2 separate regions of the Homo sapiens genome follow, and region 1 is linked to region 2. Evidence: read pairs that join two places in POLR2A ChIA-PET (ENCODE). Cell type or tissue: OCI-LY7. All regions are shown on one strand. Each heading gives the region's core, and the rest is flanking DNA. Links, peaks and the distances in the headings are about the cores only.

Region 1 (11,164 bases), core at 1,479-9,478, 440 kb before region 2:
CAACCCCCACCCCTCTGACAGGCCCCAATGTGTGTTATTCCCCCCCACCACATGTCTATGTGGCAATTCCTCAAAGACCTAGAGGCAGAAATAGCATTTGACCAGCAATCCCATCACTGGGTATATACCCAAAGGAATATAAATCATTCTGTCATAAAGATACATGCACACATATGTTCATTGCAGCACTATGCACAGTAACAAAGACATGGAATCAACCTAAATGTCCATCAATGACAGACTGGATAAAGAAAATGTGATACATATACATCATGGAATATTATGCAGCCATAAAAAAGGAATGAGATCATGTCCTTTGTAGGGACCTGGATGGAGTCTAAAGTTTTTAATAAACTTGCACTCCTGCTCTAAAACTTGCCTTGGTCTCTCCTTCTGCCTTATGCCCCTCAGTCAAATTCTTTCTTCTGAGGAGGCAAGAATTGAGGTTGCTGCAGACTCATACTGATACAGATTCACCGCCAGTAGCATACTTGGGTGCTGTGTGACTTGGATACGTTCCCAAGCGCTAACACACTTTGGCGCTGCATAGCTCACATATGTTCCCTAGTGGTTAGAGATCTCTACACCTTCTTCAGCTGCAGGCATTCAACCCCTGTACAGTTTTCTTCTCCCTTTCGCTCTCCTGCTCACTAACCAACGCCCAAAACAATTCCTCTCAGTCACAGTGGCTCTGCTCCCATGGCTGATTTTCTGCTCACCCTGACGGCTGGCTCGCAGGGGTGGGAAGAACCTTGGGGTCTGCACCAAGTAGAACTAAGGCACTAATGACCCTCCTGGACAAGAGGCTCATGAGGGTGGTAAAGCTAAAGCCTCAAACCGTGCAATATCTGGGGTGTCCTCTGCTTTTTCAAATAAGATCGGCTCTTTCCCAAGAACCCGCACTGCCTGTTCTTCTGTTTTCCTGTGTCTCCTGAAAAGCGGCCTTGAGCACCTGCCGAATGAACCATCGGCCTCAGGAGCAAGTCAGCCACTTGGCTTTCACTTCGAATGCCACATGACTTCTTAAACACACGCTCCCTGTTATTCATGTGCCTGCGGCTTTTGCATGGCAGAAAAGACACAGGCTTCCTTGCGGATATCTCCTGAGATTTATACTTGGTTTTAACCTAACAGCTTGGATGACCTCCAACCCTTCCCCTGTCTGCTGGCCCATGGCCAGGACAGACACTAACTGGAACTCTGGCTCTGCCAGCTCCTTATGACTTACCATATGCTTTTTGTTCCTGTTATGCCACAGGACCAAGTTTTCTGGTGGCTTTTGAAGCAGTTTGTCCACCTCCATAGGGCCTTCTTCTGGCCCTTTAAGGATCCCACCTACTTTTTTCTTTTTTTTTTTGTGCGTTAGCACCACTTGGGAGGAGGGGAAATTCTGCTTTTGCTATTTGTGAGTTCTTACTCCAAGCCCCAAGTCCTCCAGAGGTTGCTACTTTATGTCAAGAGGGCAAATGAATATTGCCCTCTTGAATCCGAGGTCTGCTCTTTTTGCAAGCATATGAAGGCTTTCCACAAGTGTTCCTCTCACTTCCTCCCACTTCCTCCCACTTCCTCCTGGAGCCTCCACTTCTCTAATTACTTCCACGCCCTTCTCAACAAGCATCAAGTCCTGCAAGGTCATATTCAAATCTTGCAGGGAGGGAAGTCCAGCCCCTTTGCAGCAGTGAGCTGAAAAACAGGCTTCTTGTCTACTTGAAGAACATGGGAACTAGGCATCTGACAAAGGAAATAATCATTTTGGCTGGGCGCGGTGGCTCACGCCTGTAATCCCAGCACTTTGGGAGGTTGAAGCGGGCAGATCACCTAAGCTCAGGAGTTCAAGACCAGCCTGGCCAACTTGGTGAAATCCCATCTCTAATAAAAATACAAAAATTAGCTGGGCATGGTGGCACATGCCTGTAATCCAAGCTACTTGGGAAGCTGAGGCAGGCAAATCACTTGAACCCAGAAGGCAGACGTTGCAGTGAGCTGAGATCATGCCATTGCACTCCAGCCTGGGTGACAGAGCCAGACTCTGTCTCAAAAAAAAAAAAAAAGAAAGAAAGAAATAATCATTTTTTTGCTAAAATGCTCTGAGTGAGAGTCTTGGAGACAAGGATACAGGCTGGTCCAAGGCCACAGGCACAGGAGACCCATAGGACAGAGATGAAGGCTGATCCCAGGCTAACAGATTACCATTAGAACAGAGATGAAGGCAAGGTTAGAGGTATACAGTAAGACAGTTCACTCTAGAACCTCAAGGATAAACATGGGACCCACTCTTCACTCCAGTATCTCCTCTGTTCTCAAGCGGGTAATGTGACGAGATGGGGCCAAGGGTACACGATAAGACTGCTTCATTCTGGAACCCAAAGGATGATGAGGGATGCCCCATTCAGGATAATAGGAAAGTAGAGGGAGTGCTTTCTTTTTTCCTTTTTCTCCTCTATTCTCTCTTCACAGATGGGTAATCGCATCTCCATACCACAGGACACGCCCCTCAGATGCATCCCCAAAACTGGGAAAAGTTTTATTACCCCAAACCTTAAGAAAAAAAAAAGTTTTCCTTTGTGATACTGCTTGGCCTAAAAATGAACTGGAAGGAAATTACAAAACTCAGCCATGGAACCCAACACTCCCTGTGCAGGAGGTCCTCAGATTAGCCTCCTCTGTCTTTTATAACCCAGATCAGAATAGGAGGACAGGGCTAAGAAAAAGGAGAAATGCGGGACAAGAGGCAACCTCAACAACTGGCTGCTTTACAAGCTCTCCAGCACTCTCCATGTTGCCCTAAGGATACTCCTCCAGGTAACTGCCAAAGGTACAAAAAGCCAGGACACTGGAAAACAAAGGGCCCCAATGGGATAAATGGGGAAAGGCCCCGCACGCTTGCCCCCTCTGCCACAAGCTCAGCCAGTGAAATGGGACTGCCCAGAGGGCCAAAGGGACCCTGGGACAGAATCCCAACCCCTGTTAGCCTGGAGCTGAAGGGCTGTCTGCTCAGGCCGGCTGGCTTCCAAACCAGACATCGTCATCAACAAGACAAGCCAAGGGAGGCAAGTAAAATGACACATTTCCCTTTTGGGTTCAAAAGCTGCCTATTCTGTGCTCATCTCCTTTTCTAAACAACTCTCCTCCAAATCCTGTTGAGTAATCAGGGCAAATGGCATTCCCTCTCTCTAAAAGAAAAGATTCACACCCCTTTATATTACTTAAGGGACCAATTACCATTCTCCCACCAGTCCCTGGTAATATCTAAATACCCCACACCTCTTTGGAGCAAAAATATACTCTCCAGCCAGGCGTGGTGCCTCACGCCTATAATCCCAGAATTTTGGGAGGCCAAGGTGGGTGGATCACTTGAGGTCAGGAGTTCGAGACCGGGCTGGCCAACGTGGCGAAACCCCGTCTCTACTAAAAAGAAAAAAAAAAAATTTGCCGGGTGTGATGACACGCACCTGTAATCCCAGCTACTTGGGAGGCTGAGGCATGAGAATCACTTGAACCTGGGAGGCAGAGGTTGCAGTGAGCTGAGATTGCACCACTGCACTCCAGCATGGGTGACTCTTTCTCAAAAAGAGAAGTATGTGTGTATATATATACTTTCCATATATACATATATATATATACACTTTCCATATATATATACTATCTATATATATAGATATACTTTCCATATATATATATTTTTTCCATTTATATATATATATACTTTCCATATATATATACTTTCCATATATATATATATACTTTCCATATATATATATACTTTCCATATATATATATACTTTCCATATATATATATATATATACTTTCCATATATATATATATATACTTTCCATATATATATATATACTTTCCATATATATATATATATATATATACTTTCCATATATATATATATATATATATATACTTTCCATATATATATATATATATATATATATATATATATATATATATACTTTCCAAGATGGGTGCTCACTTAGTATTTACCCAACCTCTATCCTATTTCTCCTAGGAAAGCTACCTAAATCTTTAACCGATAACTTCAATCTGGTCAGCCCCACCTCTGGGGTTTAGAAATAGCCCAAACTTATTCAGACAAGCCTTAGGAAAAATCTGAGCATTTTTTTTCAAATTTTTAAAAAATAAAAAATAAATATTTTAAAAATTGTGTAAAGTGCTTTACACACACAGCTTCAAGACAAGCCCAATTCAGACACAGGATAGAGAAAGAGCCCTCTGAAAGCTTATTTCTCACACCATATCCACCAGGGAGCCTGACATCCAGTTCCATAGTTTCTTCACTCCAGAGCTCAGGTCTAAAAGGTGACCTCTTTATAGAACCATGTGGCAGAGGGAAAGGAATGATGGAGAAGCCCACGCTGGCTCTTTTTTTTTTTTTTTTTTTTTGTTTTGAGATGGAGTCTCACTCTGTTGCCCTGGCTGGAGTGCAGTGGCATGATCTCAGCTCACTGCAACCTCTGCCTCCCAGTTCAAGCAATTCTCCTGCCTCAGCCTCCCAAGTAGCTGGGATTACAAGCTTGAGCCACATCATCCAGATAATTTTTTTTGTATTTTTAGTAGAGATGGGGTTTTGCCATGTTGGTCAGGCTGGTCTGGAACTCCTGACCTCAAGTGATCCTCCCACCTCGGCCTCCCAAAGTGCTGCGATGACAGGCATGAGCCACTGCACCCAGCCCCATGCTGGCTCTTAAAGCTTCTTCCTGAGAGGGACACTTGCCACTTCCTCTCTCATTTCATAGGTCAAAGCAGGCCAGAAGCCAATCAGGTTGTATATATGGGACAGAGAAGCCTTGCAATGGCGTGCAAGCTCCTTAGATCTGGCCACTGTCAGACTCAGACCTCAGCTCTTCTCTCCTGCTCCCACCTTTCTCCAGCCACAGACATCCTGGCTGTTGCTCAAATAAGCCAGGCCCACCTCGATCTCAGGGCAGGCTGTTCCCTCCACCTGAAACATAGACCTCCCCAAACAGCCTCAGGGCTCACTGCCCCACTTCCTTGGGTCTGTGCTCAAAAGCCACCTGGCCATCTTCAAATTGCAACTCTCCCCATGCCACCCCCCTACTCCCCTGTGCTTCATATTTATCACGATCTGACGTATTACATGAATTTCTCTAGTCTGTTTATTCCCTCTCTCTCTCTTTCATACAAACGTAAGCTTCATGAGTGCATTTTTTTTATTTATTTTTGAGTTTTTTTTCATTATTATTGTTGTTCACTGTTATGCCTCTGATACCCAGAACACTATCTGGCACAAAGAAAATGCAAAATAACCACAAAACCACTTTTCTTTCCTTTTTCTTTTTTCTTTTTTTTTTTTGTCTGAGATGAGGTCTTACTCTGTCGCCCAGGCTGGAGTGCAGTGGCGTGATCTCAGCTCACTGCAACCTCCGCCTCCTGCTTCAAGCCATTCTCCTGCCTCAGCCTCCTGAATAGCTGGGATTACAGGTGCCCACCACCAGTCCCGGCTAATTTTTGTGTTTTTAGTAAAGATGGGGTTTCACGATGTCGGTCAGGCTGGTCTTGAACTCCAGACCTCAAGCAATCCACCCGCCTTGGCCCCCCAAAGTGCAGGGATTATAGGTGAACCACCGCGCCCGACCCCAAACCACTTTTCCAATAAGTCAATAATGAATGAATGAATACAGAAAAATTATTAGCACAGGAGAAAGTCAGGAAACGTTGGCTTAAGTTATAACTATATGCCTCTCAATATATACCATAGTGTTAGGCTAAGTAAGTATTGATTAATTAACTTGGTAGCCTTCATTTGAAAACACTAGAATGTAAAAATGTACCTGGAGGTAAAGTTTATTTCCCAGCAGTTGAATTATAATGTTGGTTATCTACATTTTTCTGATTTTTATTAACAAAACCATACTTTGAGATTTCCCTATGTGCCAGGCACTGTGCAATGTGTGTACATGAATGTCTTATTAAATTCACATAACAGGCCGGGCGCAGTGGCTCACGCCTGTAATCCCTGCACTTTGGGAGGCCGAGGCGGGCGGATCACGAGGTCAGGAGTTCGAGACCAGCCTGGCTAACATGGTGAAATCCCATCTCTACTAAAAATACAAAAATTAGCCGGGTGCGGTGGCAGAAACCTGTAATCCCAGCTACTGGGGAGGCCGAGTTGGGAGAATTGCTTGAACCTGGGAGGCGGAGGTTGCAGTGAGCCGAGATCATGCCACTGCACTCCAGCTGAGGTGACAGAGCAAGACATCATCTGAGAAAAAAAAAAATCCGCACAACATCGACTTTGGGAGGTAACTAGCATTAGTATACCCATTAACACTTGGGTACCTGAGGCACAGGCATATTAGATGAGTGACTTCTGTAAGGTAATGCAGCTGGTTAGCAATGGAACCAGATTTTCAGCTCAAGTTTCATTCCAGAGCAAAAGTACACAGTCACACTATATTTTCACTTTCTACAATGAGCATAATTTATTTTTATAATAGGAAGAGGGAAGAGAAAGCTAATTAGGAGAAGGAGAAGGAGGAAGGAGAGAAAAGAAGGAAAGCAGAAGAAGGAAGGAAGGAAGGAAAGAAGAAAGAAAGAAAGAAAGAAAGAAAGAAAGAAAGAAAGAAAGAAAGAAAGAAAGAAAGAAAGAAGGAAGGAAGGAAGGAAGGAAGGAAGGAAGGAAGGAGAGAAAGAAAGAAAGAAAGAGGGAAGGAAGGAAGGAAGGAAAAGAAAGAAGGAAGGAAAGAAAGAAAGAAAGAAAGAAAGAAAGAGAAAGAAAGAAAGAATAAGAGGAAGAGGGGGATGAGAAGAAGGAGGAAGAGGCAGCCCCAAGATAAGGAGCTTGTGCCTCCTGATGCTGTGACAGACTTCAGCCCAATCACTTCATAGAACAGTTTCCTGCAAAGCCATGTATATGTCCAAGACTCCTTAATTATGCGGACATTAAAAAAAAAAACCTCATGAGCTCTTCTCTTAGTCCAGGCACCAGTGTGACTGAGGTGAAACTGATTGCAAAGTGGCTGATTGCTGGGAGAATGTCTTCTTTCCCTTTGATGAATCAACAGTTCACTGAATCACTAAACATGTTATGGATTGTGGGGCTCGATCACTGAAACTTAGGCTGGGCACGATGGCTCACGCCTGTAATCTCAGCACTTTAGGAGGCTGAGGCGGGCAGATCACTTGAGGTCAGGACTTGGAGACCAGCCTGATCAACATGGTAGAACCCCATCTCTACTAAAAATACAAAAATTAGCCAGGCATGGTGGCACGCATCTGTAATCCCCGCTACTTGGGAGACTGAGTCAGGAGAATCGCTTTAACCCAGGGGGTGGAGGCTGCAGTGAGCTGAGATCACGCCACTGCACTCCAGCCTGGGCAACAGAGTGAGACTCTGTCTCAAAATAAAGAAACTTAAAGTATGTTTCTTTAGGATCAGTGGAATGATTCTAAGTAAAGTTTTAGATGAAAAACTGTAATTCTTTATGCCTCGCAAGAATAATTGGAGTGTTTTCTCCTTCAGCCACTTCAACCCCTTATCTCCAAAAGCTTTGGATGTAAAACGGAGTCTCTTCTTCTGTGGTGCGGGCATTATCATCATTTTACAAACACAGGGAGGAAAGCAGAAGAGTTTCAAAGGTCCTATTTCCAAAGCAAAAGATCAAAGGGTCAAAATAACAAGTGGTCACTAAAAGGGAAATATTTTTAGAAGGCTTAACTCAATAGAAGTAACAGATGTCTTCCCCTTTTTTACTTTGCTCTTTCTCTTTTACCAAGCAAACCCACTGCTGCATTATACAACACAATCCAAGGATAAAGGGGAACTCTGAGGTCTAGGACAATATCCTTGCCCAATATTAGCTCATTTTAGGGGTCACTCAGCACTCAGCTATTTGTGGAAGCGAAGTTGATCTTTGTTTCCCACTCTCCATCTGTCTTGAGCTTACCTTCAATTCTAGGCAAATTGTTCTATGTGCGTAAACTACTGCTTGTTTGATCATTTTTCCATGATAGTTTGGTGGGTAAAATAATCTAATTAGCAGAAAGGCAGCCCACAGTATGCCCTTGAATCCAGCAAATCATAGAAGTTCAAGTTGTTCTTTGAGTCCTTGGTAAAACAGATAACATCTGCAATGTCTTAATATATTCCGTGGATCTCTTACAAACTAAATTGCTAATTTGTTAATTCTTTGCCATTGTGGCAGAAAACACATTCATTTTAAAGTGAACATAGCACATTTAACTTTGCCTTGAACTATGAAAGTGAACAATATCCTTTGACTCCCCACTTTTATTTTCATGACAAATTTAGGGACATTTTGTTAGTTTGGATTGTCTCCAGAATCTGAGACTTCACCCTCACTTGCTTTCTCTGTCGGGATGGAAAACACTACTTTGTTTGTCAGCCTTTCTTGCTACATTTGATGAGATTCCAAAACTGACCCAAATGGAGCTTTTTCAACCTGTTAAAGGACATCTGTGAAAAACCTGGAACATTTTACTCAATGATGAAAGACTGAATGCTTTCTATCTAAGATCAGGATCAAGTCAAGGTCATCCACTCTCATCACTCTTATTTAACATTATAATGGAAGATCTAGTCAGTTCAACAAGGCAAAAGCAAGAAATAAAAGGCATCCATATCAGAAAGGAAGAAGTAAAATTGTAGAAAACCCGATGGAATACAAAAAAAAAAAAAGATACCACGATAAGTGAGTTTAGCAAGGTTGTAGGATACAAAGTCAAAATAAAAAAATTAATTGAATTTCTATCTACTAACAATGAAAAATTTTAAATTTAAAACTCCCATTTCTAATACTATCAAAAATACAAAACATTTAAAGATAAATCTGACCGATGTGCAAGAGCAGTACACTGGACACCACAACACATTACAGAGATGAATTTTTAAAGACCTAAATAAATGGATAGATTTAATTTGTTTGTGTGCCAAAACAGTCAGTATTGCCAAGATGTCAGTTCTCCCCCATATTACTCTATAGTTTCAGGGCAATCCCAATAAAAATGCCTGCAGTTGTTTGTGGATTTTTTGTAGACATTGACAAGCTGATTCCAAAATTCATAAGGAAAGGCACAAATACCTAGAATAACAAAAACAAAGTTGGAGGGCTAATGGTACCTAATTTCAAAAGTCATTATAAAGCCCCAGTAATAAAACAACATGGTATTGGCATAAATATTAACAAATAGATCAATGAACTGAACAGAGTCTAGAAACAAACACACACATATATGGACAATTGATTTTTTTTCTTTTCTTTCTTTTTTTTTTTTTGAGACGGAGTTTTGCTCTTGTTACCCAGGCTGGAGTGCAATGGCATGAATTCAGCTCACCGCAACCTCCACCTCCCAGGTTCAAGCAATTCTCCTGCCTCAGCCTCCCAAGTAGCTGGGATTACAGGCATGCGCCACCACACCCAACTAATTTTGTATTTTTAGTAGAGATAGGGTTTCTCCATGTTGGTCAGGCTGGTCTTGAACTCCTGACCTCAGGTGATCCACATGCCTTGGCCTCCCAAAGTGCTGGGATTACAGGCATGAGCCACCGCACCTGGCCTGACAATTGATTTTTAACAAGGATGTGAAGGCAATGCAGTGAAAAAGGACCACCTCCTCAACAAATGGTGCTGAAGCTTTTTTTGTTTTGTTTTGTTTTAAGACGGAGTCTTGCTCTATTTCCCAGACTGGAGTGCAGTGGCGTCATCTCAGCTCACTGCAAACTCTGTCTCCCGAGTTCAAGTGATTCTCCTGCCTCAGCCTCCTGAGTAACTGGGATTACAGGGGCTGGCCACCATGCCCAGCTTATTTTTGTATTTTTAGTAGAGATGGGGTTTCACCATAATGGCCAGGGTGGTCTTGAACACCTGACCTCAGGTGATTCACCCACCTCTGCCTCCCAAAGTACTGGGATTACAGGTGTGAGCCACTGCGCCTGGCCCGGTGCTGGAGCAATTTGATGATTTGTATGAACCAATATGAACTTGGGTCCATGCACATCATAGACAAAAAAAAAAACTCAAACTAGATCATGGATCACAATGTAGAGCTAAACTAACGAATATGTAGAAGACAACATAAGAAATTCTTTTCTGACTTTAAGTTAGCCAATGATTTCCTATGTTTGACACCACAGCATGATTTGTTCAAAAAAACTGATAAATTGGACTTCCTCAAAACTAAGGACAAACAATTAGCCACATCCAGATATGATCAGACATCAAGCTGGAATCATAAAGAAATACTTTCTGCCTGGAAAACTCATAGCTTGCTCCAGGTGGTCTGTCACCCCAGTGTGGGAATGGTTGATATATTTGCTGAGAGCAAATAGTTTATATGCTGAAGGCAATTTGAGGACATCTGGCCCTTCCTTTGTCCACCGATTGACCTTAGTAAAAACAGATAAGGGAGCCAATGGATAGACACACAAAGCCTCCTTTTCTGCCCATTCTTTTTACCTTTATTGTACGGGCAATATTTGGTTTGATAACGCTAAGCTTAATGAGCTATTTAACCTTCACCCGGTGTCTAGGGTTATTGCCCCAGAGTGAAGGAAGTACAAAACTTGAAAACAAAGAGGAATTTTAAAATCCTAAATGTCTTTGCCATTTAAAATATTTATTTTTTTCCTCTTGAAAAGCTAGTGATTGCTTCCTTATTACAGCACCGTAAAAAAAGTCCCAATAATCCTTGTTTCTATATTATAGCATATAAATGAGATGAAACTGTATTTGAATTCCAGTTTTACCTCCCAACAGTTGTGTGTCATTGGGCAAACAACTGAGCCTCAGTTTCCTTGTCTGTCAAAGAGTAATAACATCTTCGTAAGGTTTTTGTGAAGCTAAAATGAGAATGTGTGCAAACATGCACCACTATGCCAGGCATATAGTAAATTGCCAATAAAGACGACATAAGTTTTAAATTACATGCAGTCAAATCCGTCTGTCTTTTTCCCTGTCGCTTCATCCTACTCACCGCCACTCATCTTTCAAAATTCAACTCCAACATCTCCTTGGAGACATCGTCTCTGACCTGCCCTGTCTTCTTGCTCCCCTGGTGGCTTTTACATCCCCCACTGGAACACACAGCACTTGCCACACAGTCAGGACCCATCTCCTAGTCTGTCTCTGGTTCCACCCACTGGATTATAAACTCCTT
Region 2 (9,927 bases), core at 1,585-9,584:
TCTGTAACTAGGAAAATACATTTTAAAGAGTTACCAGGAAGAAAAGGAAGAAAGAAAGAGGAAGGAAGGAAGGAAGGAAGGAGGGAGGGAGGGGAGAGAGGGAGAGAAAAAAGAAAGAGTGACAGAAAGAGAAGAAGGAAGGAGGGAGGGAGGGGAGAGAGGGAGAGCAAAAAGAAAGAGAGAAAGAGAAGGAAGGAGGGAGGGAGGGGAGACACGGAGAGCAAAAAGAAAGAGAGAAAGAGAAGAAGGAAGGAGGGAGGGAGGGGAGAGAGGGAGAGAAAAAGAAAGAGTGAGAGAGAGAAAGAGAAGAAGGAAGGAAGGGAGAAAGAAAGGGAAGGGAAGGGAAAGGGATGGGAAAGGGAAGGGAAAGGGAGAGAAAGTAAGGAAAATGAATTAGTTTTGTGTTCCCCAAGTTAATCTTTGCTGAGTGGCTGAGATGTTGGTTGAAAGGATGGGCAAGAACAGAGTAGGGTGACAGTCATTGGTCACCTACAACTTTAGTCTAAGACAAAGGGTTGAAAGAGACCATCTTGGCCAGGCGTGGTGTCTCATGTCTGTAATCCCAGCACTTTGGGAGGCCCAGGCAGGCGGATCACCTGAGGTCGGGAGTTTGAGACCACCCTGACCAACATGGAGAAACCCCATCTCTACTAAAAATACAAAATTAGCCTGGTGTGGTGGTGCATGTCTGTAATCCTGGCTACTCGGGAAGCTGAGTCGGGAGAATCTCCTGAACCTGGGAGGCGGAGGTTGCAGTGAGCTGAGATCACACCATTGCACTCTAGCCTGGGCAACGAGAGCAAAACTCCATCTCAAAAAAAAAGAAAAAGACCATCTCATTCGTACATGTTTTTCTACATTTCTCCTCTATTTCAACAGTTTTGCTTTTAAAATATGTATTTTTGCAGCCACAATCGGGAGATGCCTTCTGGATATCATCCTTTGACCATTAATTTTAATTTTGAATTGATTCAAAGTTTTCTCATTCATCCAATCTTTCCTCATATTCCCTTGTTTTTATGGATAAGCTTCCAATATTTCTGCCTAAACTTGTTCAAGTTCTAAACATGAGTTTCTTCATAGTAGAAAATATGGCTTTGTGGTGGCTGTCTCAACAGTCAAGTGTTTGCTCATTAAAGAAACTTCATTAACACTAGTATTAGGGGCCTATCAGGTATTGATACTGACAAGCTTCCATCACCAAGTTGGACTTGGGTGGTTCAGTCCTGTTCTCATGGCCAATGAGAAGTTAGGGGAGGAGGTGCTCCAATTATTACGTCCAATAGAATTAAGAGAAAGGGAACCAGTGGGCACAGGAAGACAGCTGGACCTCTCACTGAGATACTGCAAAGGCTAACAGCCAGTCTAGGAACTTAGTCACAGTGGGCCCTCCTTGAGCCAGTTCCACTGTTCAGAAAGCTATGCCAAGCCCCTAAAAGACCTAAAGGCTGACAAAACATCTGACTTTTCGGTAGAATCCCATCATTAAGTATATGAACAATCCAGTATGGTCATCTTATGTTATGTGTATCTGACTGATAAGGGGGAAAAAAAAAGAAGAGTAATAATCAACTTAGCCTAGAAGGTAAAATATATCAAAACAAGAGTCTATGTAAGAACAAACAGAAATCTTTGGTGTTAAAAGGTTGGAGGCAGCCAGGTGCAGTGGCTCATTCCTGCAAATCCCAGCACTTTGGGAAGCTGAGGCAGGAGGATAGCTTGAGGCCAGGAATTTGAGACCAGCCTGGGCAACACAGCGAAACTTTGTTTCTTCAGTTATTACAGCTATTCCCAAAAACAAAAAGTTTGGAATAGCCGTAATACTCATCTAGGATATTTCTATTATGTAGGAATTAGTATCTATACTTTTCTTATGCCAGCACTTAGCTGCCCCACCAAAAGGTCTTTCACTGACACAATAAAGAGGCAGGATTTGAATTCAGACAGATCTGGCTCTTAAATACTAGTCCACTTCACTGCACCATGCTACCTCCCACAACTAGGATGGGAAAAGACATTTACGATTGTGAAAAGCCTGGAACGCACGAACTGATCAGTTTAAGAGGGTTCGATGCATACACCTCCTACACAGTGTTATGAAACTGTCCCAAATATTTAGGAGGAACTGAGCGTTCAGACACTAGAATTAGCTTTCAAACTATGCCAACATGTCATTTAACATGCAAGTGCTCAAAATTAAATTGCACTTCTGCCCTCAAAAAACCCTAGTTGATAGCTTGGGTGTTTCTTATCATTTTTATTAGCTGGGGTTATGAAACTTAAATGGGTGATGTTGCTAAAACACTTTTCTCTAACACTTTCCCATGGGGAGTTAGAGGGAGGCTGCATGATTTGGCCGGGTTTTGTTCATCACAAATTAGGTCAACAGCCCAATCCCAAAAGAAAGCACCATTAGTGAAATGACACGTTTCAAGGGCTTTCCAAAATCAGTCCACTGGGTTTTGGCAAGCTCCAGCAAGGGTGGAGAGGGGTAAGGAGCAGCCAGGCCTTAATGGCCTTCTGAACTTGGGTCCTGTATCTGACAAGGTTTCCAATGGCTCCTATGAACAAAACTGACTTTGCTCTTACTGCTGTTATGCAATTAAAGCAGCCAAATGCTGAAATAAAAAATCTTAACAATAAGGATTTACAGTAACGAAAAATTACCCCGTTTTTTCTTCAGTGATGATGCAGCCAGATTGATGAGAGAAAAAAAAAATCAACATTAGGAAACAGAATGTTGATTTCCTTTGTTCTAAAAATAATCAAGTAGCCTGATTATTTTTAGCCAAAATGCAATATAGCAATGAAAGAATACTTTGTGAAATGTTTAACACTGACATCTTTTAATGTTACTCTTTTCAGATTATTTCAACAAGCAAAGTAAGTGTCAGCAGTTTTTACTATAATTGCCAAATGGTATTAGGAATATTACCTTTCCTCCCTTGCTTACAACAAAAACAAATACAAAAATTAAAGTTATAGGTAAAGATATATTATCAAAGGGGATTTTTTTTTAGACAAGAGTCTCGCTCTTGTCACCAAGGCTGGAGTGCAGTGGCGCAATCTCAGCTCACTGCAACCTCCGCCTCCGGAGTTCAAGCGATTCTCCTGCCTCAGCCTCCTGAGTAGCTGGGATTACAGGCTCCCACCACCATGCCTGTAATCCCAGCTAATTTTTTGTATTTTTACTAGAGACAGGGTTTCGCCTGGGTGACAGAGCGAGACACCATCTCAAAGAGTAGTGGCTATCAACCTACACTGTACAGGAGCCCTTGGGAATTACATTTTTAAAAAAGACACATGGTGGACCCTCATGCCCCTCATCAACGAAACAGAACTGGGTACTTTCCCAGATGAGGCCCATGTGCAGCCGTGATTTACCTTGGAACCCCATTCGGCCTTGAAGTTTGGGAGGAAAGAATTCCATTTGTAGCTCCAGCAGAGATTTATGATTAAATTTACGGTGTTTAGCCCATCTCCCTGGCCAAGGAGACTTAAGGAGACACTGGCTGAGGGTTTCCAGAAAATGTTATTCATTCTTCTGCAAAAACTGCAGCCAGGACTACCTCTGGTTAATCCCATCAGTTTGGACAGGTTACCTTTCACTAGCAACATTAAAGGCCCCAAATTAGAAAGCAACACATAGGCATGGTGAAGTCAAGAAAAGGGTGGACTTGAATGTTTATTTACAGGATGCTGCAAGATAGGAAATTCCACATAGAAATTAGAAACCTAGTCAGAGGACAAGCTTCATACAGTATGTATGTACAGTTGGAACTGTTCAAGTATAGTTTCAGTGTAAAAAGTGCTACAGTAACAAACCACATTTAAGAAAGAGTTCTTAGTAGAGAAACAATAAGACAAAATACCAAACGTAGTACACAACAAATTTATGTCTCAGCTACATGATCTAAAAGTTAAAGGTCCCAGGAGCCCCATCCTGAACTTGGAAAGTGTAGCCTTCAGAGGTAGTTTCTGGTACAACGTTTTGATCTTCCTCTTCCTGGAAATATATTAAAAAATAAGTATAAAAATGATATAAGTATTCCAAGCAGCAGCCTACCTGAAGTCTGTATTTAATCTCTAGGTCTTGATCTGCATATTACACCTTTAATCCTGTATGATATTATAGTATTTGACATAGAGGAGGGAGGGTCTCTGAAACTTTGCCAATTCATAAATGCTAGCTACTACAGTAACACAAACAGGCCGAGATTTTTTTCTTCCCCAACCGTCACTTTTCAATAGGAAAAGACTGTATTAGGCCCAGAGCATGGTGATGAGTTTGGCCTACTTCTCTATCACCTCCTACAATGACACCCGTTAACTTACCCTCAAGATATTCTAAGATTCTCAAGGTTGTTCATTTGAAACTAATCTGGTGGCTTTTAAAATCTCAGTTTAAAAAGATTTTATTACCATCAAGCCAAACTAGAGGGGCAAATAAGTACATTATGTCCCATGCACACTGATATTTTACTATATTTAACAAAGATATGACACTTATTTTTAAAAGGGAAAAAAAGGCTTATGGCCTTGACTTTATGTTTCCAAGTTGTTATTAATATTACCATCCATTACTCACCTCTACAGAGAAATACTTCTCAATTAAGCTTAACGAAGCCTTATACACAGACTCATTTTCATGGTTTTGTAGAGCTTCAATTTTGTCTAAGCCTCCACATTCTTCAATCATTATACTAAGTTTCTCAGTTTCACCTAGTTTCTCAGCAGCCTAAAAAAAAAAAAAATCCAAGTTTACTGGCATATACTCTGGTTTTATTTTAATGAAGAAAACATCAATAATTTGAATATTGATACGTCAGGCAGAAATAAGCACCTAACAATTCCTTCATCAAGCCTATCATAGTTTTATGTCCATTTTATATTTTGTTGACACTCAATGTGATTGGATCTGTACCTGCTTTTAGCACTACTTCAACTGGAGCCAAAGATCTTACAATCAGTAGTAGCTCCCAACCTTTTCTATGTATCAAAATCATGCGGGCAACTTTTAAAACAACACTACATTCCAGTTCAACTGGTCTGCTATGGGAACAGGGGTGTATTGTTTCATAAAGCATCCTATGTCATCACAAGGTGTAGTCAAGGTGTCTAAGGGCAAAGATGGCCTATGGAGTGCTAAACTAAACGTCCCCAAACAGAATGTGTGTTGGTATTAAGGATTTACTGGACATATGGAATGGTATGTAGGTTAGTTTTCCTTTAAATTTTCAACCTTAAAGAGATACATAAATATCTATAGATGAAAAAAACAGATTTGCTTCAAAATAACTTAGGGGATTAGATGAGGGGAAGAAGAAATACTGGCCACATACTGACAAATTATTTATACACAGTAACAGATACGCTAGCATCCATTATTGAAGGCTCAACTTTTTTTTTTTTTTTTTTTAAGACAGTTTCACTCTTGCCCAAGCTGGAGTGCAATAACACAAACTTGGCTCACTGCAACTTCCGCTTCCCGGGTTCAAGCGATTCTCCTGCCTCAGCCTTCTGAGTAGCTGGGATTATAGGCGCCCACCACCACACATGGCTAATTCTTGCATTTTTAGCAGAGACAGGGTTTCGCCATGTTGGCCAGGCTGGTCTCGAACTCTTGACCTCAGGTGATCCACCCACCTCGGACTTCCAAAGTGCTGTGATTACAGGCATGAGCCACCGTGCCTGGCCAAGTCATTCAAATTTAATGTCACCAAAAATCGGTATGAAATTGGGAAATTAAATCAACCAAGTAAACAGGTGTGATGAGTCCACATAAGCGCCTGACTCCGATTCAGGTCACACCATCCACTTGTCGTCTCTTTTGTATCTTTTATAATGCCTGCCTCATTTTTAATCAAAGGGGTGGCCACATAAACAGGCTTTCTGATTCTGTGGCTTACTAGTGAGTAAACTTACAGCTGCCCTCCCCCAAGTCTAAATAGTAAACTGATTATTATCAAGTCCAAATTCAAACAAAGCCACCTTGATAGGACTTACCTGAAAGATATTTGAAATGGCATCCAGGATAACCAGAATAATCTTGGTATCTTTTGCAGTTAAGAGGTTCATCAACGGTTCTATTATGCCACAGTGAACAAGGTACACAATCTGTTCAACTGTTCCACCACTGGTATAGTTGGTCACGGCCCACACAGCTTCCTTTTGTGTCTTAAAATCTGCCTATTAAACATAAGGAAATGGTTTTATTTCAGAACAGTTGCACAAATAAGATTCCAAGAGTACTTTTTCACAAAAACAATGACTGAAAGTACCAAGGTTCTATCCAACCTTAAGTAAAAGGGGTTACTGGGTATTGTTCAGCAAAGGACTCCTAGTAGAACCCAAGATTCTTGCACGTGAAGAAGCTTATCAAGCACAGCTTTCTATAAATACTAAAAATGACTTGATTAAATCCTAAGACTTCGTTACCTTAGAGAGAACACTGACAAGGAATGGGACTAATCCATGATTCACAACTTGCTGTATCTGGTCCTGGCGGCCGGCTGTGATGTTTGACATTGTCCACGTAGCTTCCTTCTGAATGTTAGTTTTGGGGTTGGTGAGCAGGCTGGGAAAGACGGCGAGTGCTCCTGCATCAATCACAACCTGAGTCTGTTCATCTGTACCAGTGACAATATTCCCTATGGCTCTTAGGGCAGGAGTCTGAAAAAAAAAAAATATGTTGATGCTGGTTATTTTTTCCCCAGCACTTTAGAAATTCTATACCCTAAAAGTTTTAACAAGAGGCCCATCATGGCCTGAAATAGGCAATATTTCAATATTACTATCAACTGATTATGCTTTTTTTTTTTTTTTTGAGAGACTGGAGTATAATGGCACGATTTCGGGTCACTGCAGCCTCTGCCTCCCAGATTCAAGCAATTCTCCTGCCTTAGCCTCCCGAGTAGTTGAGATTACAGACACGTGCCACCATGTCCAGATAATTTCTTTGTATTTTTAGTAGAGATGGGCTTTCACAATGTTGGCCAGGCTGGTCTCGAACTCCTGACCTCAGGTGATCCACCTGCCTTGGTCTCCCAAAGTGCTGGGATTACACAGGTGTGAGCCACCACTACCACGCCCAGCCCTGATCATGCTTCTTATACTTATGTCCTAATCTACAAGTAAATAACTTACCACAATTGGCAATTCAGAAGCTCCTAGAAGCTTCACAAGTTGGGGCACAACTCCTGTTTTCACCACCATGCCAATTCGTTCATTTGGACCATCAGTAAGGTAGGAAATAGCCCAGCAGGTATCTGCTAATACTTCTGGATCATCATGATGCAGGAGCCGAACTAAGGTAGGAAGAATCTGCTCAACAGCATCTATCGGGGGTGCAGGATTCTTGTTGCGGCAAAGATTAGAAAGTGTCCAGGTAAGATTACGTAAGTAGCCACACTGGGGGAAAAAAAATAGGCAATGAGAGGTTCTGTCTTTTGAGAAGATGGGGGAAATTAGAATGAAGAAGTGAGTAACTTTACTCATGTTAGTAACTTACTGCTAAAGATGACATATCAGGAACTGCAAGGAGAGCCAACAGTGGGTCAACTGCACCGTACTTAATAACCAAGTCTCGGAACACTGAGCCATCACCTGAAAAAAAAGGCAAGATTAATTTTTTTTTTTTTTTTTTTGAGACGGAGTTTCTCTCTGTCGCCCAGGCTGGAGTGCAGTGGCGCGATCTCGGCTCACTGCAAGCTCCGCCTCCTGGGTTCAAGCCATTCTCCTGCCTCAGCCTCAGGCGCCCGCCGCCACGCCCGGCTAATTTTTTGTATTTTTAGTAGAGGTGGGGTTTCACTGTGTTAGCCAGGATGGTCTCAATCTCCTGACCTCATGATCCACCCGCCTCTGCCTCCCAAAGTGCTGGGATTACAGGCGTGAGCCACCATGCCCGGCCGAGGCAAGATTAATTTTATTACCTTGTCCAACACCATCAATTTTCAGTGACTGAATGCACCAGCAAAAACTCCCAAACTTACTTAGATGGCCCTCTGCTGCCTTTGTAAAGACGACACTTTCATTCCTAATAAGGGCTTGAAAGCAAGCTCAAAACTTGACAAAGTCACTATTACTTATAACAAGGCCTTTCTTCCAACTAATTACGATTAGATACATTCAGTCAAAAGAACTTCAAGTCCAAGTACCTGCAATGTTTCCTAGAGCCCAGACAGCTTGTTCACTGATGTGAGCATGGGGAGATGCCAACAGAGAAATGAATGCTGGGATGGCACCTCCATCTACCACAGCCTTGGTTTGTTCTGATGTCCCAGAAGCAATGTTAGTGAGTGCCCAAGCAGATTCAAACTGAATGGGACTACAATCAGTTCTGCCCAAGAAGGACACAAATTTCGGAATCAAACCAGCCCGGATTATGTTGTCTATGGGGGGCTGTTTTTCTCTGGAAAGTAGTTTCCTAAAGGGGAACAAAAAGAGAAATAAAAGTTGACAGTGATTAACAAAAGGAGTTTGTGTAAAAACCAATATAAAATGCAATTCAAGAGTTTAGAACTTCAGACAACCTTTTAAGTAAATCACTAAATGCTGAGACATTCTGGAACCTAAGAGAAGCTGAACAGATTACTTGTATGGTGCTATGTATGCGGTATAATTAACTACCATTTTTCCAGAAATTAATGTAGATTACCCTCCTTTCCATCCCTGCAGAAATCTACTCCAGATCTTGTCACTTTTTAAAAAAACTTTTCACATTCTGACAGGGTTATACTCTCACTGAATTTGTTCTGATAGTTGTGGTTAAGCACATTTTGTTTTTTTGAAATAGGATCTCACTCCACTCAGGCTAGAGTGCAGTGCCACGATCACAGCTCACTGCAGCCTCGACCTCCTGGGCTCAAGTGATCCTCCCACCTCAGCCTCCTTAGTAGCTGGGACGACAAGTGTGCACCGCCACACCCAAGTTATTTTATTTATTTATTTTTTGAGACAGAGTCTTGCTCTGTCGCCATGCTGGAATGCAGTGGCAAGATCTCAGCTCACTGCAACCTCCGCCTGCTGGGTTCAAGTGATTATTGTGCCTGAGCCTCCCAAACACGTGAGATTACAGGCATGTGCCACCACACCCAGCTAATAATTTCTTTTGTAGAAACTGGCTCTCACCATGTTGCCCAGGCTGGTCTCAAACTCCTGGGCTCAAGTAACCGACCCCTTGGCCTCCCAAAGTGCTGGGATTACAGGAATGAGCCACAGCACCCAGCCTAGAACTTTTTAATGATAATTTACCATTGAAATTTTTCTTCTGCACACTGTCAAGCTATAGAACTTATTAATCCTTTCTATTATATCATAAATATCCACGTATAGTGGGAGGTAAAGGTCAAATTATACTTATCTCCTAAATGGATCTATCATTCTAAATGCATGTCTCAATCCCACTTACTATTTATTTCTTCCTTCCCCTGCCAGTGACTTGAAACATTACTTTGGTAAAAACTTTATGGGCAGGTGCAATGGCACACACCTGTGATCCCAGCACTTCAGGAGGCTGAGGTCAGAGGACTGCTTGAACCCAGGCATTCCAGGCCAGCCTGGGCAAAATAGCAAGGCCTCCCCTCTCAAAAAAATTAATAAATAAAAAATACTATTTGGCTTATGGCTGGCTGGCCTAATCTTTCCTTGTACTATCTGTCTGTCCCTTCCTGCCCCACCCCCCAAAAAAAAATCTAAAAACACAAATTTCTTAGGCTACCCATGCTATCGCAGACAAGACTTACCTGGCAGCTTGAGTAGCTTGGAGCTGATTTTCCACATTGCTGCTATTTATGCCTTTGACAATGTCATCAACAGACCAATTTACAGTGCCCTAGAAGAAAAGTGAAAGTTTGCACATTATCATTAAGATTAAATACAAACAATAAAATCCACACTTACTTGTGAAGGCAAGTGTAAACATCGTTA

The links. ChIA-PET counts read pairs that join two places held together with the same protein. Peaks named below come from ENCODE experiments on the same cell type or tissue, not always from the same donor. Only the 100,000 strongest peaks of a DNase experiment are listed, where the experiment ranks them.
Region 1: POLR2A ChIA-PET joins it to region 2 with 14 read pairs; 2 of 35 experiments call an interaction of 5 or more read pairs at or near these places.

The regions. Positions count from the first base shown.
Region 1 is chr17:68,481,982-68,493,145 of GRCh38, reverse strand. It overlaps a transcript of PRKAR1A not described here. Among named protein-coding and RNA genes, the nearest start is that of PRKAR1A, 25 kb to the left of the region's middle. In OCI-LY7, for the core only: no CTCF peak of the experiment used is centred there; DNase peaks (open chromatin) are centred at 1,645, 4,775 and 7,756; H3K4me3 peaks cover 2,695 bases; H3K27ac peaks cover 2,729 bases.
Region 2 is chr17:68,040,583-68,050,509 of GRCh38, reverse strand. KPNA2 (karyopherin subunit alpha 2) reads right to left here. Exons shown (of 11, transcript NM_002266.4): 4 at 9,744-9,832; 5 at 8,157-8,425; 6 at 7,511-7,605; 7 at 7,147-7,410; 8 at 6,439-6,672; 9 at 6,007-6,189; 10 at 4,589-4,738; 11 at 3,656-4,006. The coding sequence ends at 3,914. Among named protein-coding and RNA genes, the nearest start is that of KPNA2, 9.8 kb to the right of the region's middle. RefSeq lists a silencer at 2,070-2,270. In OCI-LY7, for the core only: no CTCF peak of the experiment used is centred there; no DNase peak of the experiment used is centred there; H3K27ac peaks cover 676 bases.